2 separate regions of the Mus musculus genome follow, and region 1 is linked to region 2. The links are chromatin loops, found by intact Hi-C in ENCODE. Cell type or tissue: heart. All regions are shown on one strand. Each heading gives the region's core, and the rest is flanking DNA. Links, peaks and the distances in the headings are about the cores only. Region 1 overlaps Gm41537 (a long non-coding RNA gene). Region 2 holds the start of Gm26873 (a long non-coding RNA gene).

Region 1 (12,723 bases), core at 4,873-9,872, 120 kb before region 2:
TCATTCTGTGTATGTCAGATGTGTCTAATTTTTTATTTCAGCAGAAATTGCTGAGATATTACTGTAACACATGGTTAACAAATGCTTCATGACTTGAAGAAATTACAATATTGAAAAGCTTCAGGACAGACGGGCACTGGTTAGAACCAGGACATCTTTCTCACCTGTTATTTTCTACTTAAAGATGGTTTTAGTTCCACTAGCTAAGATATTTTCCCTTTACCTGTCCTCCAAGAGTGTTAACATGAGATAAAAACATCTGTAACTGCATGGTGGTGCCTGTCCCAGAAAGCATAAATCCAACTCTGGTCATTAAAGGTACTAGCTGCTTCCTAAGATGCCTGTGTGTGGAGATGATTCCTGTAAATTGAATAATGTTATACAACACACCAGCTAGGGAATTATAGAAATAAAGTCTAATATGCTTTGCTTTTTGCAAATTTAAGTCTTGAATTTGCTTGTATTTTATTCAAGGGACAGTATTCTATGTCAGAAAACAGGCCGGGAAGATGGCTCAGTCAGTAATGGTCCACACTGTCAGGCCAGATGACCTGAGTTTGATCCACATCATGGAAGAAGAGAATTGACTCCCACGTATTGTCCTCTGACTTCCACATGCGCTGTAGTATTTTCATCCTGTCCCTACACATAGTCATAAACAAAAAAACAGGCAATTCAAATGCATGCGGTTATATTTGTTTTACAACTGAAATAAAACCCTGACTGTTGGTGAATTTTGGTTAATTATAAGGAAACTGTAAACTAACTCTTGATTGACTTATAGTGGAGATAATATTTACTTGGAGGTAATATTTATTTGGCCATGAATGTATGTATGTATGTAACACAAATATATTATGTCATATACAGAGAAATTGATCAAATGTCTTAAGATCTCAGATTGCTAGTGCTGAAAGGAACCTTGTAGACGATCTAGTCTATCCCCACCATTTTATAGACAACAGATTATACCTTAGCTGAAATCTCACATAATATGTTTAATTTATATGTGTATCTAGCTTAGATGTAGATTATGTGCAGTGACCCATAGGACACTGTTTGGAATTTGAAGCAATTCAAAGAATTTGCTCTAATGAGAAAAAAAATTATCCTGTTATGAATTCACTATCAAAAGAGGTGGTGCATTATTGTGAAATTAAGCTTGGATATAAGTGGTTTGAACTTACTGATAATGTAAATGACCCAAATCCCATGACCTTGAGAAAGGAGCCCTTTTTATGTGTCTTGATGAAGTGCAGTGCACTGAGGTAGCACTGTCTCTGTTGAAGGCAATCCTGTCAGGAGGTTCCCACTGTCACCATCGAATCATATAGCAAGGAAAATGATTGCCACCGGTGAAGTAACAAGTGCTGTGTTTTCTTTTTACAAGTTTAAGCCTTGAATTTGCTTGTATTTTATTCAAGGAACAGTATTATTTGTTAGAAAACAGGCCAGCAAGATGGCTCAGTCAATAAAGGTACACGCTGTCAGGCCTGATGACCTGAGTTTGATCCACATCATGGAAGAAAGGAAATAATACTAGCTTCACTAACTAGGTTTTGTAAAAATCCATTTTCCTAAAGTACTTTGAATTCAGCCTCAACTAAAGCATCTACCCTCAGCTGCAGACTTCTGTGATTTCTATTGCGAGGAGATAAGAACTTTCACAAGGTTTAGTTCTAAGATAGGTGTTATCAGGTCATTTTTGGTTGGTTGGTTGGTTGGTTTGCTTTGGTTATGAGAGAGCATGGCCTAAGTGTCAGATGTCCTGCTTGTGTACATCTTGTAGTCTCTCTTCTACCTTTAGCAAAGTTGGATTCAGAACTTAGTCCAAGATCCTTTTCTACACAATGTGCTAAAGCCGACATGTTGCTGAACAATGTAGGATTTCCCAGGCAAGCAAATGAGGAAATCTGAAAAAATTATTTACCTTCCTGAGCCTCTTTTTTTTTCTTCAGAACATCTCACTTACCTGGCCATTTCTAGGGAATCTTCTTTCACACACACATTCTCACAAACTCATGCATGTGCACACATGGGCACACACATACAGAGAGAGGGACATAGAGCCCTTGCTGATTCCTCACTTCTCCATAACTCCTTGAAGTGTCTCCTTTAGAGCATTGGGGCTCAGTGTCAAAATCCAGATCCAAAAGGCCAGTATAACAGCAGGTCAACAAAATGGCCTCACCGTTTAAAAGGCTGGTTTGTGGCCTTTTGTATTGTGGCATCTCTTAGAGTCACTTCTCACAAGTTACTCAGTACTTGTTATGAGGAAAACTATTGTTCTTATATCTCTATATTAGCAAATATTATTGTTAGGATTTTCTAGGATAACATGAAAACTGTCTTATAATTCCTGGCCACACAGAGACTTTGGGTAAGAGAAATCAGCCTCAGACTGACGAGGCATTCAAGATGTATTTTTCCATGGGTAAAGTAATTTATTCAGTAGCTGTTGTGATCTATCTAATGTACACAGGCTGAGTGAAAAAGGCTTAGCTACAGTGTGAGCTGCAAGTGCCTCCTGGCTGCTGTGTAGTGCGTAGATACCCAGAGGCACTTTGTTCCCCATTGACTACACCATACAGCCACGCCTTGGTTCCTAAGGGTGTTCCAAGTGAGTGACAAGAGGCAATGAGCCATTTGCCTGTTGCTGTTTCACCCGAGGGTTCCTTCAGTTCCCTTCAAAGACACCCTTTCTCCTCTGCTTTCTTCTGTGTGGCCAAGTGAGAGTGAGGACAGCTTTTCAAATCAGAATCACAAAGCAGGGAATCTTGATGTAAATGTGCATTCAGAGGAAGAGGGGTCTAGAAGCACTTGAAGCCTAGAGTGCATATCCTTAGTTAAATGACTCAAACAGGAAGTACACCTTCTCATCAGCTTGGTTTCTAGATGACAAGCACAACTGTCTGCCTCACTTCATTGACTTCTAGCCTCAGTAATCAAGGAAGGAATTGTGATATTCTATATCTCCAAGGTCCTTGTTCTAACAACACTCTGTGATATAGCCAGATGTGGGGGTTAGGGGGGAGGGTTGGTAGTTTGTCTCTACCCAATTCTTACCATAGATAGACATGGTAAGATGGTTTAGAGTCCATGTAGTCCTCATGGAAGCAGCACCAGACTCAAACCAATACCAGGAGAAACTCAGAAACTGAAGGAATCCTGAAGGAAAGGAAAGTATGCTCTCCCACTCCACCTCCACCAGACCTCCCTCTTCCCTGGGGCCTCAAGTCTCTCCAGGATGAGGCCCATCCTATCCCACTAAGGTCAGACCAGACAGATCTCTGCTACATATGTGCCAGGGGCCTTGGACCAGCCCGTGCATGCTTCTGATTGGTGGTTCAGTCTCTGGGAGCTCCCAGGGGTCTGGGTCAGTTGAGACTGTTGATCTTCCTATGGAGCCACTCTCCCTTTCAGCTTCTTCAGTTCTTTCCCCCTAATTCAACCTAGGGGGTCCCTGATTTCAGTCCACTAGTTGGGTGTAAGAATTTGCTTCTGTCTCAGTCAGCTGCTTATAAGGCCTTTTCAGAGGGCAGCCAATGCCAGGCTCCCATCTGTAAGCATATCATAGCATAGTAGTGTCAGGCCTTGGTGGTCCCCCTTGGATGGATCCCAAGTTGGGCTGGTCATTGGATCTCCTTTCCTTCAGTCTTCTCTATTTTGATCCCAGCATATCTTTTAGACAGGAACAATTCTGGGTCAGGAATTTCGACTGTAGGTTAATAACCCCGTCCCTTCACTTGAGGCCCTGTCTATCTACTGGAGGTGGACTCTTTGAGTTCCCTTTACCCAGTGTTGATCATTTTGGCTGAGGTTGCCCCCAATGAGTCCTGAGAGTGTCTCACCTCCCAGGTCCCTGGTACCTTTCTAGAGGATCCCCCCACCTCCCACTCCATGAGGTTGCTTATTTCCATTCATATATGTATTTTTAATGAAATTTAAAATTTATAAATAAATAAATAAATAAATAAATAAATAAAAGCAATGCTCTTGATTGAAAAGATGCCAAAGAAAGAATCCCAGGTAAAGTGGTCTAAAATAGAAACTATCCCTTTTATATTTAAAGGGGATCTAAAGGATAGTCTGTCTAATAATTATAAATAATATTTGTCAAAAACTGACAAAGAGCAGCTTTGGAACCACAGGATAAATAGAGGTAGGCAGTGACGTATGGCAATGATGACTGGGGTCAGTGCTATAGCAGCTGATGGAGGTAAGCACTCAAGAGCTGTTGAGGGTTCATGCTGAAAGCCACTAGTTGGGGGCGAGGAGAGGGGCGGTGCTGCTGATGGCAGCCAGCAATTAGAAAAATTACTCAGCAGACTTTTCTCTGAGGGAACAAAGCTGGATCCATTGGGGTTGCTACTCCCAGTGAAAAACTCCAAACTCTTCTAACTCTTTAGGGGCCTGTAAGAAAGAAAAGGAAAGAGAGAAAATTCATAAACACACACATACACACTGAGTATATGCAGCAAAACAGGCTCTAATAACTTAATACATATATACATACATGCCTACAGAGAGGCAGACATACATAACATGTTCACACATTGAATGGATGGAGCAAAGCTCCAACAAGCAGGCCCCAAACATTTCACACATACACATATATACTTGTTTACATGTCTACATTTATGTGTATATGTAGTGTGTAGTTTTTGCTACCCTGCTTTAAGCTCCAGGTGAACAGTGCTACCAGCCCCACCCAGGTTCCCTTGGATCTGTGGATGAAACACACACACACACACACCACACAACCTACTTACAACCTGCCTTATTGGCTCAATTGCTGGGCACTTCTAATCTCCCATGGCTAGTATGTCCTTTCCAATACTCTTAGTTCAGAACCCTAAATCTACCCTCAGCTTAGTTATGCTTCTAACATCTCTCCTGGAAAAGCAGCTTATGGCTGCTCTGCCCGAGATTTCACATGGCTGGTCACCTTTCTCCCTCCAAAGCATGGCGTAATTTCACTTTCTCTTCCTGCTTCTCTTAGCCTCCTGCAGGGACTCAGAAATCCCACCTCTTTCCTTCTGCCCAATTGGCTCCTAGCATCTTTAGTCATTGATCAAGAACCAACTGGGAACAGGACTTTAGCATCAGAACCACCTGCTACGCATATATGCACATATACACACAGGCTTCAACACACTTTATTTTTTCTTCCATAGCTTATATATCCCAGCAAAATCTTTCAAGCAGTATAAAATTACAATATAATTACATTCTATTTTTCTTCTAGTGAATGACTATGGAAAAACAGTATGTTCCCAATAGCTTTACATAAAAAACATTATGTAAACAAAACAAATTATTCCCAAGAACCCATATATATTCGTAACTAAGCAATTTATTATAGATTAACAAAGTATGAGCAAGCAAGGTAGTTCTCAACCAGTTTCTCTTACTGGCAGGCAGCAATTAAATATAAAACTCATGCATTTGACCAGATGCTAACAGTACTTCATGATGAAAAGCACAAGTTAGTTATAGAAGAGAGCTTCCTTAACATTTAAAAGGAATCTTCGAAAACCATACTGTTAAAATTGTCTTTAGTGTTGAAAAAAATGAAATTAATTTCTTGGGCTGAAGAGATGGTTCAGTGGTTAAGAGCACCGACTGCTCTTCTGAAGGTCCTGAGTTCAAATCCCAGCAACCACATGGTGGCTCACAACCTTCCGTAATGAGATCTGACACTCTCTTCTGGTGCATCTGAAGACAGCTACAATGTACTTAGATATAATAATAAATAAGTCTTTTTAAAAAAAGAAATTAATTTCTTTAACAGTAGTCTTTTCAAGCTACTTCTATCCAGCATCATTTGAAAATTCTATCCAAGAAACTATGTCAAGAAAAATTTTAAAAAGGTGTCAATATTAGAAAACAACATACCAAATTACATTCATTACAAATGGCATAATCATATGTGTAAAAAACCTTAAGGTACACACCCACCAATCTGAATATAAACCTATTCTAGGCCATAAGTTTGCAGAGGATAACATCCGTATATAGAGGCAGTTTCTTTTTAAACAGTAACAATGAATGTGATCAGTATGAATTAAAGAAACTAATTTCACAGACTAAACACATACTCCAGTGGTAGGACCATATTTATTGTGCATGAAATACAGTTTTTGATCCCTAGAATCATAACAAATGAAGACAGATAAGGGAGAAAGAAGGAGGCCATTCAGTATTTGTCCACCAAAATCTATTAAACAATGCTCAGATAAAGAACTTAATAAATAATTTATTAAATGCTCTGTTTGTTCATGAATAGGAGGAGATTGGATAGTGTTAAGATGAAAATATCTCTAAGTTGATCTGCTGAGTCAGTACAATTTCTGTAATCCTACTTAGCCCCTTGGTTAAAACTAAAAAAATAAAAATAAAAAGGCTCTAAAGCCCCACAGAACCTTAAAGAACCCAGAGAAGCCAAAACAGTTTTGAAGTAAGAAAAAACAGAGGACTTATACTAACACAATCTCAACCTCATAGCCATAGTACTTGGAATGATGTAGGACAGACAGACAGACTGATCAACGGCACAGAACTAAAATTCTAAATAAATCCTTATATTTAAGGATAGTGATTTTTGACAAGGCGATGAGGCTACCATGGCAATTCATTGAGGAACAGTTCTCGGTAACAGTATTGCATTGCGTATTCTCATGTGAAAGAATAAACTGGAACCACTTTCTCTAGTTCTATAAAAATAATCATAATAATAATTCAAAATGGATCAAAACCAGGATTCTAATAGCTAAAATTATTAAACTCTTAGAAGACTGAATAAACTTTATGACCTTGTATTAGGGGACAGTTATTATTATATGACAACAAAAGCACAGACAATGAGATAACATAGGTAAAAAAGAAAGTTCACCAAAATTAAGAACTTTCTGAAAGGATACTTTCAAGAAAATGAAGAAACAACAGAGAATGCCACAAAATATTTCTAAATCTTATACAATGAACTCAATAATGAAAATATAACCCAGATTAAACGGGCAAAAAGGAGCTAGAGCTATGACTCCATGGTTAAGAGCACATTGGGTTTGATTCCCAACATCCATGACTTGCTACGACCATCAGCATCTCCAATCTCATAGGATGCACCACCCTCTGGGCACTGCACACACCTGGTCCACAGATAGATGCCTGAAAAACACCAAATACACACACACAAAAACTTAAATTAAAAAAGTTGAAGAATAAAATAGGCAAAGACTCTGAACATTTTCCACAGAAAATATTCAAATAGACACTAAACATCATTAGTCAGCAGAAAATGCAAATCAAAACTACCTAGATTTAGACAATATAGTACATTAATATAATAGAGTATTATTCAGTATGAGAAGGAATGCTACAATGTGGATGAACCTGTAAAAATTCTGTTAAATGTAAAAAGCACACATATTGTTTGAAACTATTTATTGGAAGGAAATTTGTGTCTGCCAGATGGAGGAGGTGTATATAGAATGTTTTTTAACGAGCATAGGGTTTCTTTATGAGGTGATGAAAATGTTTCTGGAATTGAACACAGGTGATGATGTTACAATCTTATGAACTCAAAATTATTGAATTTTATACTCTATCCACATTTTGTAGTGTGTGAATTATATCTTAACAAAAAACTAAAATTATGTATAGCAGAACAGCAATTCTCAGGGTTTTTCCTCTGGATTGCCTTACATTTTCAAAATTATTGATGACCCCAGTAAGATTTTATTTATATGCATTAGAACTAATATTATCCCTGTTTGAAACTAAAACTAAGAATTTGAAAAAAATGTTGAATTAGAAACTTATTTTATAACAAAAGAATCTGATTACCTATTAACATAAATTACATCTTATGACAAATAACTACATTTTCCAAAACAAAAAGCTATTGTTTTACAGTTTTGTACATCCCTTTCAATGTCTGACCTGATAGAAGGCAGCTGGATTCTCTAACCTGCTTTTTCATGGATCTGTTGTTATATGTTTTTGTTGTTGAAGTGTAAAACAGGATTTAGCTTCATATAAATATGCAATTGGATATAGAGAGATTCACATAACTTTTACTATTTCTTGTGGATCGCCAAAGACCCACAAGCTGTAATTTACGAAAGACTAACTACAGTATTAATAGGACAAAAAGCCATTTCTGTAGCGGGTACTTGCTACTTTGTGGGTTCTTTCTTCTTCTTCTTCTCTTCTTCTTCTACCCTTCTCTGTCCTTTCAATCCTCTACCACTAGATAGAAAGGAAAAAGAATAGAAGGAAAAGAGGGCAATGTTATTGATAAGACTACTTTCTGCAAGTTCCTTGGGGCAAGTTTGATCTTCACTGTCAGGATATCTAATTATTTCTTCCTCCTCCTCCTCCTCCTCCTCCTCCTCTTCTTCTTCTTCTTCTTTTCCCTCCCCCTCCTCCTCTCCCTCTTCCTCCTCTTCCTTCCCTCCCCTTCCCCTTCCCCTTTCCCCCTTTTCCTCCCTTTCTCCCTTTTCCCCTTTTCTCCCTTTTCCCCTTCCCCCCTTTTCCCATTTTCCCCCTTTCTCCCCCTTTCCCCTTTTCCCCTCTTTTTCCCTTCCCCCCCTTTTCCCTTTTCCCCTTCCCTTTCTCCTCCTCCTCCTCCTCCTCCTCCTCCTCCTCCTCCTCCTCCTCCTCCTCCTCCTCCTCCTCCTCCTCCTCCTTCTACTTCATGCATGACTATTGACAAACTACAGCCAAACAACAACCTACCAACAATGATCAACAATACCTCTCCAGGGCCTTATCCTTTATATACCCTCAGAAACGTTCCCAGAATTCCAAACATCACATAATTGAAGAAACTATCTTCAGCTGGCAAAACCATACCTCTGCTAGAGCATGAGGCAAATTATATTCAGCTGCTGTGGACAGTCTGAAGCAGCTCCATATGCCACATCTGGGATTAAAACAAAAATATATTCCCTAATATTTCTGTTTTTTAAAGAAACCAAAATTCTCACCACACATTTCAATAAATATTTTTTCTTCTGTCTGTATAAAGACCATTGGTGTATCTAAAACTTTAGCTGAGCCTAGTTCTCATAAACACTTTGAAGCATCGTGTAGTGGTAATTTAGAAAAGCTTTGTTCAGAATTATGAAGATCCTTAAGAGGGCTGTTAGTTTCATTATATCCTCAAAAAGAAAAATACAGTTACTATTGTCACTATTCTTATTTTACAATATTAAGAGATAAAGTTATTGAATACAGAAGTACAAATGTTATCATAGGTAATAATGTCAAAGTAACAAGCTTTTTTTTTTCCTTTTCTTTTCCTTCCTTCTCTCATTTCCTTTCCCCTTTCTTTCATGTCACAAGTCCAGGCTGCCCCTGAACTAGTTGTGTAGCCAAAAAAGACCTTTGAACTTTTAATACAAGTGCTTTCTCACACCAGTGCTGGAGTTGTAGGTGCGCACCACCATGCCCAGTTTGTACAATGCTCTAGATTGACACCAGGGATTAATACATGTCATGTAAGCTAACACTCTGTCAACTAAGCTAGATCCTCAGTACTTAGGATTTAAAAGTTTTAGCTTAAAATAATTATAGCTTCACAAGAAATTGCAAAGAGGGAACAGAAAATACCCTAAATACTCTTCACCTGATGTCCTCTAATGGCTACTTATATAATTACAGTACAATATCTAAGCAAGCAAACTGGCAGGGAGGGGTACAGGGTGCCATTTTTATTACATGCACAGACTTATGCAATTACAGTGACAACTAATCTATAGAACCTTCTAAGAGGTGTAGAGACCCCTCTCCCTTTATAACCTAACTTCTAGCAGAAACAATCTCAATTTCATCTATAATTTGATTTCCAGGATACTGACAAATGGCTACATAGCATGTGACCCTTTCACCTTTGCTCTTTTCACTCCTCATAGTTTCCTTGAGACACATCCAAGTGGCTACATGCTTCAGCCATTCATTCCTTTCTTTTGGCAGACAGCATTTCATGGTATAAATGCAAGGCAGCTTGTTTAATCATTTCCCTTTGGGATTTCCATTTGCCTACACATTTGATTATTTGATAGTATTGCTCTAATTTGCATTTCCTTAGTGCGGAACATCTTTTATTGGCAAAATCTTTTATATGTTATTATTTCATTACTTTGTGAGAAATTATCCACTCAATACTGATGATTGAGAGGCCGTGATTTGTTAGTGTTCCTCTGTTAGTGAAAGAACCTAGTGGGGAAACCCCCACTCAATTTCTGTTCGGTGCGCACCCAAGAATCACGAACAGACGACCATCTTGATGTAAAAGCATGAGGTAGTTTAATGACGAAGCTCCAGGCCGACACATATCTCCAGCAGGAGACAGAGGTGTCGACCACATGGTGGAGCCATAATGGCGGAGCTCCGGTTCGAAACGTAACTCACGCAGGAGACAGTGGTTTTGACCCCGAGGCTTGGAAGCTAGGGGTTTTTATAGAAAAGGGGTGGGGCTGGTGGAGGAATTGGCGCGGTTTCACATGATTGGTCCATTTAAACATTAACAGACTGTCAGAAGGGCGGGAGATAGGGAGGCACTAGGCCAGTCAGGACATGTAACGATGGGCCTGCCCGGGCATGTCCTGGCCTGTTCTGCTATGTTCTCAGCCCCAGGTTTCAAAGCTCACAAACAACTCTTTGGGATATTTGACATAAATTACATGAATCACAAGTCTCAAGTTTTATTTCCTTTCATTCCCCTCTTCTTCTACTAAGTAGTTCTAATCTTAGAATTTCAGAAGTATGTGGAGAATAGAAATCATACTTTTTTTATAAGAACAAAAACAGAATAAGAAGGGATAGTGAACAGAACTAAGCAGGGACCCTTTTAGTGAGGCTTGAGGGTCTGGGCATGATGTAGGTGTACATGGATTAGATCTCTGGCTGCAACTGGTGAGATGTCTTTTGTGGTACCTGGCTCATTCCCTGTAGCCAATTGTGACCAGCCTTCTTTTTGCACCACCTGTAAGCCTTTTAACTTAGCATACAGATTATTATTACAACAACATGTAGGTTTAAACACATCATTTAAGACAGTGATGAACATGGGAGCCCCATAAAGGATCTTAAAAAGAGTAAGGCTGAATCAAAAGGAAGTATTTCTAGTTCTAAATAGGGCATGGGGAAGGAGCACCAAGTCTGTACCAGTCTCTTTTAGAATTTTATTAATCTGTTTTACCTGTCCTGAGCTTTGGAGTCTGTATGCACAATGTAACTTCTAACTAATCTTTAATATCTTGGCCAGTCCCTGATTTACCTGGGCAACAAAGCAGGTTCATTACCTCGGGAAGATTTCTTTTAGGATCTTCTTGGCTATCACATTTGTCGTCTCAGTTCTTTAATTGTGAGGCTACTGCCATCAGTGTACCAGCTCTTCTGCCAGAATGTCAGTGCAGTGATGAGTAGGTGAAGTCTCAGGCAGTAGGGTAGTGAGATTGAGGACAGCAGGTGGAGCGAAGGTCACTCATTCAGTCAACAAAAAGCTTTGATGTGTCACAGGAGCGTTGGTCGTCATCCATCAGTCAGGGAGCTTTCAGATAATGCTTTTAAGAGTGTGGGATGCCACTACAGTTATTTGCTGTCCCAGAGTGAGCTTATTAGCATCCTTGACAAGCAGAGCTATGGCAGCAATAGCTTACAGGCAAGAAAACCACCCGCTGGCAACAGGGTGTAACTTCTTGGATAGGTAAGCCACTGGCCTTTTTTAAAGTCCCAAAGTCTGAGAAAGGACTCTTCTGGTGACACCTGCTCTTTTACATAGAGACTTTTTGGTGATATGGGGTCCACAAAACATCTCCCCTTCCTTGGTTAGGGGGTACAACAGGGCAGCTAAGGTCGCCAACCCAGGTATCTAGAGTCTGTAGAAGCCAGCAGTACTCAAGAATTCTCTTACTTGCTTTGGTGTAGTTGGGGTGGGGATCTGAGTTACAGTCTTTTTTCTGGCTTTCTTTAGCCACTACTTCCCGTCTCGAAGGATGTATCTCAAATAAGTAACTTTAATCTGACACAGCTGAGCCTTTTTAGCTGAGGCTCGGTCTTCTGTTGCCCAGATTTCTTGTCTAGATCTTGTCTTTTTCTCTCCTATCACTGTGGCCAAGATTCTAGTCAAATTTCTCTTTTGTCTATGATCCCTCCTGTCCTTTTTTTTTTTTTTTTTTTTGCCTCTTGCCTCTCGCCTCTCTCTCTCTTTTCGTAATACACCTTCTCTGCCTCTTACTGGTTTTACTCTAAATATTTCTTATTTGGGGTATCTCCCTCATCTCGGACCTCTCTAATCTCTGTTATTTCTATTTTTCACTGTCTCTCCCGAGTCTGCTGAAGCTTTTGCTCTTCCTTACAGTCTAAGCTCACCTTTTTCTAGACCTCTATACAAATTTGTCAGAGCTTGGTGATTAGACTTGCAGGTGCTCCTTACCTGAGAAAGAAGTTTTAAGTAGACAGATGTCTCCCTCACTGGTTAGCAGCTTAGGGTGGGGCCTCTCTAGAAGAGAAAACACGTGGGGCAGGGAAGGGAAGGTAGCTCTCACAGCTGGCTGCGCCAGGCCAACTCAGGGAGCAGGGGAAGGCAGCGAACTCTAGTCGACCCTAGGAAGCCAGGAGGGGCCAGCGCGGGCCCTGTGGGCCTCACCCCTCTTTTTCTTCTTGCCCGTCCCATAGGCAGTGAATCCGTGGTGGTGGTGGGGTGGGCATCCC
Region 2 (12,723 bases), core at 3,212-8,211:
TCCATAAAACCAGGGAGCGAATCTGAATGTTCCCTTTAAGTTCTAAAGCCCATGATTCTGTGGTTAAACACAAATATGAGCACAGAGTTTCTAGACATGTAGAAAGTCACAGATTCATTTCATAAATGCTAGACTGATATTTAGAAAGTCGCTTCTAGTCCCATTCAACCTAACCATTCATTTGTAGTAAACATAACCAATATCAATATGATAAATTCAAAGATGTTCACTGCCAAAGCCACAAAGGAATTTGAAAGAAAACTATGAGTATCTTCACAAGACCTTCAGAGCAAATTTATGATTTCATAGCCTTTTATGATTCTCATTTAATAAATGAAAACAATAAAGACAGATTACACAACATCACAATTAGCATTGTTTCACCATTAAGTTCAATCTTTCAATTAAGTCTTTCTAAGCCTCTGCTTACATATTCTTTAAATATCCATAAACATTTCTTGGGTCTACTGGGTGGTGGTGTTACATGCCTTTAATCCCAGCACTTGGGAGGCAGAGGCAGGCAGATCTCTGAGTTCGGGGCCAGCCTGGTGTACAAAGTGTGTTCTAGAATGGCCAGGGCTACACAGAGAAACCCTGTCTTGAAAAAAATCAAATATATAAATATCTATATGGAAATGAGATAATAGACTACAGTACAGAAAATGATCTTCTAACACTGTGAGAGTACTAATTTAAAGGATGAGAAATGGTATCCAACTGACATGCTCATCCTTTGGAAACTTGGCACCTAAGAGGGTGCCGTCAGTGAAAGAGGACGCGCATTCCCAGCTTCCAGAGGGATGTATGGAACACACGAAAAGAGCTTTGCTCATTTCCCAGTAGCATGCTTATTGCAAAATAGCAACTCACTATACGTTTATAAGAATGGTATGGGGGCTACCAATTGGAATTTAGAAACCACAGAGTGTACCAAAGTGTCACCATTAGTTAAAAATGAAAAAGAAAACTTCTCCTCATGCCAACAGCGTGCTATACTCTGGAGAAGGTGGCCAACCTTGTCAAGGCAGCTTTAAAGGATAGGGCTGTAGTCATAGTAGCCTCAACTAACATACACTCTTTTTAAAAAATATTATTCCTATTGTGTGTGAGAGTAACTGGTAAAGTGAGGTGCACTTTCCATGCCTTGGAGTGCATGTGAGGACCAAAGAAGCTTTGGGGAGCTGAGTCTGTCCCTTACCGGGGTTTTGCTGATCCAACCACGGCAGCCAGGCTTGTACACCAAGCACCTTTGCTCAGTGAGCCATCTCAGTGACCACTGACATATTTTACTCCTAGTGAATCAGATGACAGGAAAGGAGGGAAGGGGGACCCTGAGGGAGAGCTGAGAACATATCCTCTTTGAAATAATGACTCACTTCCCTTGATGCTAAAGTCTATGACAAGACAGAGGAAATCAAGAGGAAGCAGAGGTATGGAGTTAAAGTGTTAAGACAAAGAGTTTACAGGCACTGACAGACAGAGTCCAATGAAGATGGGCAGGGTGAACTGGACAGGCGAAATGAGGAACTGGCAAAAGAGGTCAAAGTCACTGATCAGTACTATTGCCCAGGAAGGGTGGGAGGAGAAAGGAGACTCAGAAGTTGATGTTGTTGATGTTTAGCGTCACCTCAGATAGAAAGAAGCTAGAAAAGAGAATAAGTGGCTTTTAAGCATCCACTTTAATAATTAAAAGAAGTGAATGTACAGCTCAGAGCTTATTGTCTGTTGGGAGGAGACCAATGTGGTGTTTGGATAAAGGCTTTTATAAGAGACAGCTGCATACTGAGATTTGTCTGTGGAGAGGCTACTGAACTCCGGCATTGTTTGAGTCACTCCTCAAATGAAGAGGATGGGTCTTCTACAGAGTGTGCTGGGGGCTGAGACACCATTTTTAAAAGTCATATTTCTGGGGGGTATGGTTGTGCAGAACACTTAAATTTTGCAAAAAATAATTAATAAATCACACACACACACACACATATATATATATATATACATACATATATATATGGGGAGAGAGAGAGAGAGGTAGAAAAGAGACACAGAGAGACTAGAAGAAAAAGTATCAGCTTAAAACAAAGTGGAAATGTTTATTGGTTACAAACAAATGATTTAAGTATGAGATTAGCTGATGATACAAGGTTCCAGCAACCAGTCATTTCACAGCTTCATCTATTTTAGATGAGGTTTCCTGTAAAGGTTGCATCAGCAGCAGACACTTAATTCAGTTCCGGCTACTTATGGATATGCTTACATTAAGATAAAAGCCTCATGCCCTTCCATTTCACACTGTAAATTATAATTTCCACGTGCTTCCTAGGCTGTCACGATCAGAGGACTGCACTTAGCAAGCATTCTGCTGACAAAGAACTATGCCTTTTCAAAATTTGCTTGAAGGATAGGAAACAGCACACAAAGGAGCCCCATTTTCCTACAAGTTGTAAATCAGAGAACGCCCAAAGTACAAAACCGCAAAGTCTTCTACTCCTCTTAAAAAAATACTTGGGTAGCCTTGAGCTCAAGGACAGTGTGTCCCTCATCCACAAACTCCAAGAATGTGCTCAGAGAGAATTTATCTATTGAGATGGATTTTCTTGAACATGTAAAGGAAAGAAAGACTGTGTTTCTTAAAATGTTAGGTATGGCAGGATAGACCCCAAAATCTGGTTAGGTGAACTGTCTCCTTAGCAATTCTTAGTGCCTGTAAGGTAAGATAGGTGCAGTGCCCAGTGACTCTACAGAGACCCCAATCAGGTACACACTCCATGCACCCCAATGCGGCTGTCCTGTGATTCACTTTGCTATCACTTCATCAGCTCCATCTTGTCATCAATGCTTTCCCAACCTTACTCATTCTGTGACTTGAGGCTAGAGAGTTGACATTTAAAGCTGTTTGCTTACAGCTACAATTAAAATGAGGTTATAGTGAATCTCGGTAACTCTAGTACGATAGAATAGGCCCTGTTCCACAATGTTTCTGCCGTGTAAATTTCAGTCCAAATTCCTTTCAAATCATTTTAACATTGACAAGTATCCCTGAGTCCCACCTATAATCTCTAAAATCAAGTAACTGTGCTGCTCAAAACCAAGCTGCTTTTCCCTTATGCAGTATTGTCCCCATTCCACTGAAGTCATCTGTGACTTGCTCTCTTTTGATTACAGCAAATCACACTACACTTCTGTCTCCCAAATTTTCTGCATGACTTCCTCTTTTACATCCTGTCTTTCTCAGTCTGTCTATTTAACCAAATCCCTCTCCCACAGAGTACTTTCCCCAGGAACACTTCCTTGCACTCGTTGTTCATCTGCATCAGTTTGGTACCAGGCTTTTTCTCCTAAGGTTGGTCAGCTTACTCATAATTTGTCTGAGATGATGTGCCAACTACAAATTATTATCTTAAAAACCCATGTACTTTCCCCTGGTAGCTTTACACTACCAAGGTTTTGGAAAACAGATCTAGGAATAACATAATTTTTTTTACCTCTTAATCGAGGTTACATAGAATTATAGTAGTGTTTAAATAGTCACTTTCTTTTATTAAAAAAAGGGGGGGGAGGCATATATTATGATACTCATGTCAAGCAACAAATTTGTATTATGATGTATACTTAAGAAAGTGCATTGATACTAATTTGTTATGTAATGTGTGTGTGTGTGTGTGTGTGTGTGTGTGTGTGTTGTAAGCTAAAGGTCAACACTGTCTTCCTTTGTTGCCTTTCACCTTACTGAGAGCTCCTCTTGGTGAAATGGAAGCTTGCTGTTTTGGCTAACCTGGCTGGCCCGCCTGAACCAGAGACTTACCTCCTTCTGAATCCTCAGCACGGCAGCACTGATTCACAGACACGCAACAGTGCTTGCCTTCTCCTATACAAGGGTGCTAAGGATTGACATTTAGGTCCTCATGCTTGAACAGCTAGCATTTTAACCTACGAACCAACTCCTTCCTCTGTCTAATTTTAAACAATTTAACATGTTTTAATGGTATTACTATCTATACTTTACAATATTGAGGTAAAAGACTTAAGGACGCTAGTTTTTTAAGTTCCTGGGCTTTGGAACTATCCCCATACTCCTGGTTATCACACAGCTCTGAGGTCCTCTAGATACTTTTTTTTTTTTTTTTTGGTTTTTTCGAGACAGGGTTTCTCTGTGTAGCCCGGGCTGTCCTGGAACTCACTCTGTAGACCAGGCTGGCCTCGAACTCAGAAATCTGCCTGCCTCTGCCTCCCAAGTGCTGGGATTAAAGGCGTGCGCCACCACGCCTGGCTAGATACTGACTTTTAACCTCCAACGGTGTTAATTCAGTTGTGCTAAGACAATATTACATATTGCAAACCAATGGCAAATTAAGATGTAGCTTAATGCTCTACATTCTGAGGTACAGAGGACATGGATAATGGGCTTCTGCCTATCCTGGAGGTGGCTGCTAAACTTGGAGATAGCAGCAGAGATATTAATTGGGTAGCTATTTGTCAGAAATTTTACCAAGTACGCGACGAAAAAGAATAGTTATTTTAAGTTGCACTCACCCTATGATTAATACCCTCTAAATATTCTATGGTTCTGGAGTTCAAAGCCAGCTGCATGTTGAATAGATCAGTGGCTACCAATACCAGGTTAGCACAAATATAAGTTACATGTTGCATAGAAAAAAGCTTGTTTAATGGGAACGAAGTCAACTATTAAAGAAAGTGGAAAGCAAAGCTTCTCACAGAGATGTTTTGGTTTGGGTGGACACTGACCTTGGGCTTCAACCATGCTAACCCAGTGTAAATCATAATACTAGAAAGGATCACAGCTTGCGTTTAATGAAATAGAAAAGATGGTTAGTCTAGTTAATTTTCTTTAGTAGCTTTAAGGGGTATATTAGTAATTTTAGCCTAATAAATCCACACCATATTTGAAAGTACATTAATCTTTCTTTGCGTTTTTTTGTTTGTTTGTTTGTTTTGTTTTGTTTTTTTGGAGACAGGGTTTGTGTAATCTTGGCTCTCCTGGAACTCACTCTCCAGACCAGGATGACCTCAAACTCCAATCTACCTGCTGATTGCCACCATGCCTGGCTATGTTTTTATTTACTTACCAGACAGGGTCTTTCTACATAGCTCTGGCTGTCCTCAAAGTGTGTAGACCAGGCTGCTTCCTGAGTGCTTGGAATTAAAGGAAGGCACCACCACCCCGGCTCTGGTAAGGGTTTTGTGATACAAAAGTAAATGAAAATACACTCTACCACTGTGTTACGTGTCCAGTCCTTTTCACAAATCCTCTTCCATCTAGTCTTCACAACTCTGATAGACACTATCACAAACCATATAAATCAAATAGAAACAAGCTTCTTATGTAGCAGTAGTGAAGTAAAGCCAAGAAAAATGAGGTCAAACACTTTTATTCCCAATCTGCTTTGGACATAAGAAAAACGTATTACAAAATAAACATTCTGTGGTCTTATTAAACTATCTTCAACATCAGTTTATGTTATAGAAACACTTTTAGCAGAGTATAAAAAATGAGTATCTGAGCTTAAACTACATTTTAAAACAGGGCTATATCAACACTTCCAAAAATCAGTCTAATTTTCAAAGAAACTGCACTTGACATATTCATATATCCAAACATTTAAATGCGCTTAGATAGTGATCAGTTACAAATAGTCAGAATGAATTTTGCTAAGGTAAAAGGGAAGCTGGTGTTTTTATCATGTCACTGCTGGCAAACACTGCCATCTGGTGGTCACTTCTTGCTGAAGACGATCTTCTATTCGAGATCTGCTCAGGGAAGCTGAAGGGACAGTGCTTGTATACTTACACTCACTTCCACTGACTGAATTAGAATGCGCTTGAGGGATGAATCACACCAGAGTGTTGTTCTAGAGACTTGTTAACACTGAGGTAGGAACACATCCTGGAGTCATGCATTCTCTCTCTCTCTCTCTCTCTCTCTCTCTCTCTCTCTCTCTCTCTCTCTCTCCCTCCCTCCCTCCCTCCCTCCCTCCCTCCCCCCACTTCTGCTGAAACCTGGGGAAAGCTGACAACTGCAAAAATACTGGTAGGAACCTAAACTTCCTTTTCCCACGACCACAGGGCCAATGAGAACGGCACCAAAAGACCCGCTGCTGCTCGTCTACCCATTACTGATTCATCTCCACTCCAGAAGTCTAAAGAAACAGAAGACGATCAGTTTCACTCCAATGGTCAAATAACTGTGTACTGACTGTCTCAGGTGATCCTAAAGCCAACTCACCAATGTAGTAAAAGCCCAAGTGTGACCGACTGAAGGAGAAAAGAGAGAACTACAGATTGCATTAAGTTGTTCTATTATTTATTACATGTAAATCCAGAATCTGAGGCAAGTCATTTTTCTACCTGTTTAAGGCAGAGTCTGAACATCACAGTGAAATAAAAATGATGTCCATGTTTTGCAATTACTGCCAATGAAGTTTTTTTCACACGTTATTTTATATTTAAATTAGTTACCTGAAAAATTTTAAGAAACAGAGTGCTTGGCAGATTTACTATTAATCAGACCTTGGAAGCTCTGAGTCTAAAGAGGCTTTATTTCCATAATTTACTGGCTTTGGTCCAAAAAAGACCAATATACTGGCTAAAAATAAAATTATAGCATCTAAAAAAATAATACATATCAGAAATCTATTAGTCTCCCCAAAAGCTGGCTGCTTCCAAACTCGATTTAATATTCTGCATGTTTTCCCTCCGCTGCTTGGTAAACACATTGGCTTCTCCTTTCTGCAGCCGGCGTCTGGCAGCCGCCTTCTGCTGCCTTGTCAGCTGACGCTTCACCTTCTGCTTCACCAGTTCCTGCAAAGATCTTGTGAATTAGTATCACTGACAACCATCTTGATAAGGAGCAGAGAAATCATTATCAAATTATTATCCAAGATTTACACTGGTAGTATCTTTCAAATTTACATGTTAAAGATGAATTTTAAGAATCCTAAGGACACTATATGAACTAGTAGATAAAACAGGAGAAGCTGTTGAAAGTTTTTAAAATTTATATTCTTCCCAGAAATACAGATTATACAGCAAAAGTGGTCAGTTTAAATTATCAACTGCTAGAGTGCCACCTAGTGACCATTATGAACAATGAGTTGGGGGGAAAAACCCGTCTTGGTAAAACACATGATTTTGTAATTATTTGCTCGCTCCCTCCCTCCCTGAGGTAAACTCTCCTGTAGCCTGGGTGCCCTGGCTGGCCTTAAACTGGACCGTAGTCAGATGGCCTCGATCTTCTAGCCCCTGCCTGCCCTTCCAAAGGCTGGAATTACGTAGCCAGCCCTGTGGTGCTTGGGACAGAGAAGAGGCCTGGGGGCGGCAGTCACGCATAGGAAGTCCTCACAGAGTATGCAGATGCAGAGCACTGTCTCATAGTTAACAACCACAAATGCCATATGTACAAATCACATGACTGAAAACGTTTTTTTAAAAAATTCAGTTCATAATGACTTTTGGTTTCTCTTATAGCCCAATTCCAAACAATGTACAAATCCTACACGGTAATTTTTTGTGTGTAAGAAAAACCTGGGTACAACATGAAGTAAAATATTGTGTTATTTTAGCAACTACATGGAAATCATCACTTGCTGTTAAGAGTAAAAAGGTCTCCCATTAGCTCTAGCCACATGTATGTATAAAGGCAACAATTACTTAATTCTGTTTCATGTTTTCAAGAACAGAATTTACAAATGACTATTGTGTTTATAAATTATAAGTTTATGTATAGCATAAGAGCCAATAAATAGGAATGATAAAAGAATTAAGGAGGGAACAGATTTTATGATACAATTTTAAGGAATTTAAGCCCTTTTTGTCTTTATATAAATTCCAAAACCACCACCACCAAGTCCACTGAGGTAACTGTTTTCTTCTGTCATCTTTACAAAACAGAAAAGAAGCAGTATGAGAAAAGTGTCAGGAGGCGTTGGCTATGGCCTGCCATCCTAGCAGCTGAGAGCAGAGGCATGAGGAGCAAGGGTGGATGAAAGGAAGCAGAGCTGGGAAGGGAAACTCTGCTCAGAATATAGTGTACGAAAAAAAATGATTTTCAATTAAAAGTTTAAAGACAACCTTGTGTGCACAGAGATCTCTGTTCATGGAGTTAGGCTGAAGGTCTTGTATTCTCCTTAGGATACAGGCTCATCTACAACTCACAAAGCTCAAGACAAAACCTTGAAGACTAAAACCACAACACATGAGAAGAGCAGCCTCTGCCTGGTAAAGAGGAACTAGAGCAGCTTGACATCTGCTTCCATCGGCACAGCCACACAGAAGGCCACACAAGTCTGAACCTGCTACCAATTCTGTTCTGATACTGCGAAATCAAAGAAAGGGGGCAGATAAATCCCAGTAAGAACAGAGAGTATAAAAGCGAAAAGCAAAAAGGTTATTTAATGAACTGCGAGATATCTGTACTGAAAACTTTATCTTTTTTTTTTTTTTTTTGGTTTTTTGAGACAGGGTTTCTCTGTATAGCCCTAGCTGTCCTCGAACTCAGAAATCCACCTGCCTCTGCCTCCCGAGTGCTGGGATTAAAGGCGTGCACCTCCATGCCTGGCTCAAAACTTTATCTTTTAATGTATTACATGCTTCACAGATTTCAATTTTATATTTAGAAAATCAAGTAAATTTTCTTAGACAAGTTTAGAAGGAATATGAAAAAATTACATTTTTGAGAATTTCACTGTTATTGCTCTGCCAAATCCTAAATGTTTCTGAACAGCCCCAGAACTGTAATAGAAACTACTATTAGCTATTTTTTACTTTATTCTTCTGTGTGTACATGCATCCTTGTGTGTACACGTGTGTGCTGAAGCCAGAGGCCAGCATATATAGTCTTCCTCTGCCACTCCCCATCTTGTTCGTTTGAGACAGGGTCTGTCTCTCACTGAACCTGGTGACAGTCAACAAGCTCCAGGAATTCTCCTGTCTTCACTTGTTTGTGGTGAGTTAACAGACATACCTCACCACGTCTAGCTAGCTTTTTATGTGTGCATTTGGGATACAATGTCATTCTGGATAGCTCTCATTTAATATTATAATGTCTCATTCTATCCAAAACAAAACATTCTAATTCACTAATAACATCTGAATTTTAATACATTTAGAAAAATGAAGTAATTTATCTTGAGTTTACTCTGTGTACAGCCATTTCACTTTTTCATTTTTTCCCTTCTGAACTGTTTCCTTCTTTGTTCACTATGAGGAAATTATCTCTAAAAACTAGCTTTAGTAACACACAATTTTACTTAAACAGAAGAAAAGAGTCCAACATAACAAAAATTGCTGTAAAGCATCAAAATTTGATAAATTACTTACTATTTTGTTACATGGCTATTGCCAAGTTTACTTTTTAAATTTTAGACAGAAAATAATTTTTAGGAAGCACAATTAGTCTTCAAAACACACTGCATAATCCTGAAATGAGGCAGGTGGGTGACTTCTGCTGACTGCTAACGGATCAGGAAGGCAAGCAAACCCAACAAAGTCTGCCTCGATTCCTGAGAGGAATAATGACTTGTAAATCCCTGCTCTTTCCAAATGTCAGATGTGAATGAGACCTAGTAGCTGCATAATCCAAATGTGTGTGGAGTTAGAGAAACGCTTCTCCAAAGGCCACAGAGAGGGGGCTGCTTTGTGGGGTGCGGTCATCTCCACACTGACTCTTCCTTCTGGGTAGGTCTAAAGAGAGGCTGGCTTACATGCCAGAACCTCAGCTGGGCTAGAATATTCTGCTCCCTGTCCTGTCTAGAAAATATCCCTTTTGTAAACTGCTTGGATACAAATGTAAGATGCCCAAGGGACCAACAAAAATTTGATAGTAAAGACATTTAAAATCACCCATTTCCCAGATGTAAGCAAGGGGGGGGGGGGGTGATATACCTCTACATTTCAGCCATATTGCTACCTTTGGGCAATGTCATGTAACCTTCCTTGTTAAAAACCAAAGACTGAATCATGGGGAACTACAAACTACATTAACATTTTATTCCATAAATTTAAACTAATTTATATGTTGCCTTATCCCTGAAAGCTTTGCTTATTCCTGGTGAAAACTTCTACATGCTGACCATGTTATAACATTAACATATGAGATCCAAATATCTAAATGACCTGAAATCCTGACAGTACCCAAAGGTCACCACTCTGCCCACAGCTCTGACCCCAACAACTGGCACATGTAGCACTTACTGGAGGGATTGTTGAACAGCTTAGGGCACTGCCCGCAGACGTAACACTCAATGTTCTTGTTCTATGCCGAGTAACACTACTCATACTCTCTTCGTCTCTAGAATAAATAAAATTTAAGAAACAAGTTATCTAACCAGTTAATTTCTATAACGTAATATTAATGTGTCTTTTTTTGCAGTGAAGCATAAAGTGAAATGCCTCAGAATTATATTTATGAAAATAAAAATGAAACTACCTACAACTCAGTCCACTATAGTTTAACATTCTTAGAATGTTCTGACACAATGTTACCATCAAACTTTCCAAATAGAATGTTTTATAACTGAAATGTAATCATTTCCCTACAATTCATTTGTTTTTCACTAAATTATAAAAATCTATTTTTCACACTCAATATCATTTTGCCACATTCTGAACAAAAGCAGACATAGTATAGATACAATGTCCTCATTCTCTTTCTAAGACAGGGTCTCATTTGTATCCAAGGCTGATCCTCCTATCTCAGGCCTCTAGCCCCCCAGTGCTAGTGCAAGGATTTCCAGTATATAGCACCATGCCCAGCCAGAGGCAGTTCTCTGAAACTGCACTGTGAGTCAGAATAAATACTATCACCATGGTTATGTCTATACTTTTAAGTGCTCAATATTTTAATATAAACATTTACACGAACCCAGAAAACATTAACTTTTAATAGTCAGTGTTTTTCTGAAACACCTATTTTAAAAAATATTACATTTATTTTTTTGTACAGATGGCACATGCCACAACGTGCATGTGGAGATCAGAGAAAAATGTGTAAGAGTCACTTCTTTCCTTCCACCATGTGGGTCCTGGGAATTGAACTTGGGGTCACGCTTGGTAGCAAGTGACTGCAATGATAAAGGTGTCCTGAAGGTGCATAGATATAAGTGGTTTGGAAGAGGCTCTGGGGATGGTAATTTTGGAGCTGGCCCTGGTTATGAAAATGAAAATGGTGGTGAACCAGATATGGCAGTCAGAACAGGGACTACGGGATTCTTTATGATAACTATGGAGGAGGAAGCTATGGGATGTGGACATTATCATCAGCGACATTGTAACGATGGCCCAGCGAACAATGGAAAACATAGTGGCGGCAGGAACCCGAGTGATCACATGGTGGAGGAAGCAGATACTGGAGGTAGTTAAGGAAATGGCGGCTAGGGAGAGCCGGGCTAATCCAGAGCTGCTTACTTTCCATGGGCTCCACGGTGCACTCAGAATCTGAGGATGAGAGCCCAGAGGAACAAAACCGCTTCCAGTTTTTGAAAAAAAAAAAACAATGTTAAGGAAATGTCTGCAGTGACATGGCAGAAGACAGCAGAGCAGACACAGAGAACCAGGTTCTTAGCTTTTTTGTTGTTGTTGTTTTTTGAGACAGGGTTTCTCTGTGTAGCCCTGGCTGTCCTGGAACTCACTCTGTAGACCAGGCTGTACTCAAACTCAGAAAACCGCCCGCCTCTGCCTCCCAAGTGCTGGAATTAAAGGCGTGTGCCACCACTGCCCGGCGCTTCTTGGCTTCTTAATTTTCTTTTTAGTGGCTTTTGTAAGAGTGTAGAAAGAAGCATTCCTTCTTTGGTAATGTTAAGGTTATATATGTCAGGGGGTGTGAAACTTTTAAGAAATGTTTCTCAAGGTTTTAAAAAGTATCAGTTGGAATCATGATATAAGGAGACAAAGTTTTCTTTTCTTAAAAATTAGCTAAGTCATTATACACTTAAATTTTAATAAAGTAACTCTAAAGGAATAAGGGCTGTGCCCCTGAAGATGCACCGAGAAATGCTTATCAATATTGTGCTGATCTAGTTTTGTCATATTAATGTTTTGACATAAATAAGATCACTATTTCAACAAACTATTGTTTGCTTCTGGATAAACTATTCCAAATCTAAAAATTCGGTTATAGGATGTTTGCTACTATGAGCCTAACACTTTCAAGACAAAAAACAAACAACAAACAAACACAAAGTTAAAACATAATACTATTATGTGGCTTTAAGTGCACATAAGAAATCAAACAAAATGATGGAAGCCCCAAAGCTCCAGGAAACATGCTCTGTAGATAATTAACATAGAAATCATTTACTGCATGTCTCACATACTCACATCCACTTCATAGTTTAAACATACCTTAAATATATCAATGAAACAGAACACTTTACCCATTCTAAAAACAGACCTAATATTAAGAGACCTACATTAATTCAGTGAGTCTAAGTTTAAGGTAAAATTCTGTGAAATTTAGTCAATCGAGTGTTGGGAATTAGATTAATTCAAAAGACAAATTTGTTTCAATACAATAAAGTTAACTTTCATTTTTACACATGATAATGGCACGACACAATCTTGTCACAGTGGGTTTTTTTTTTGTTTGTTTCTTTTTTCAAATATCCTCCCTTGACAGAATCAAAGATCTCAAGATTAAAGGTAAAAGCAACAAACAAACAAACAAACAAACAAAACACCTCTGTACCTGAAAGGCCTGAACTCCCTGTTCAC

The links. Hi-C counts contacts between places; a loop is a spot of excess contacts. Peaks named below come from ENCODE experiments on the same cell type or tissue, not always from the same donor. Only the 100,000 strongest peaks of a DNase experiment are listed, where the experiment ranks them.
Region 1: a loop joins it to region 2, with 3 times the contacts of the local background. A loop is called at or near these places in 11 of 42 quality-filtered maps.

The regions. Positions count from the first base shown.
Region 1 is chr17:17,506,681-17,519,403 of GRCm38, reverse strand. It overlaps Gm41537 (a long non-coding RNA gene), which reads right to left. Exons shown (of 3, transcript XR_876645.1): 3 at 6,102-7,170. Among named protein-coding and RNA genes, the nearest start is that of Gm41537, 22 kb to the right of the region's middle. In heart, for the core only: no CTCF peak of the experiment used is centred there; no DNase peak of the experiment used is centred there.
Region 2 is chr17:17,387,548-17,400,270 of GRCm38, reverse strand. Riok2 (RIO kinase 2) reads right to left here. Exons shown (of 10, transcript NM_025934.2): 8 at 12,698-12,723; 9 at 10,207-10,303; 10 at 5,372-6,816. The coding sequence ends at 6,652. It overlaps Gm26873 (a long non-coding RNA gene), which reads left to right and starts at 3,578. Exons shown (of 2, transcript XR_003952270.1): 1 at 3,578-5,188; 2 at 6,082-6,422. In heart, for the core only: CTCF peaks have their summits at 5,722 (motif pointing left) and 7,087 (motif pointing left); no DNase peak of the experiment used is centred there.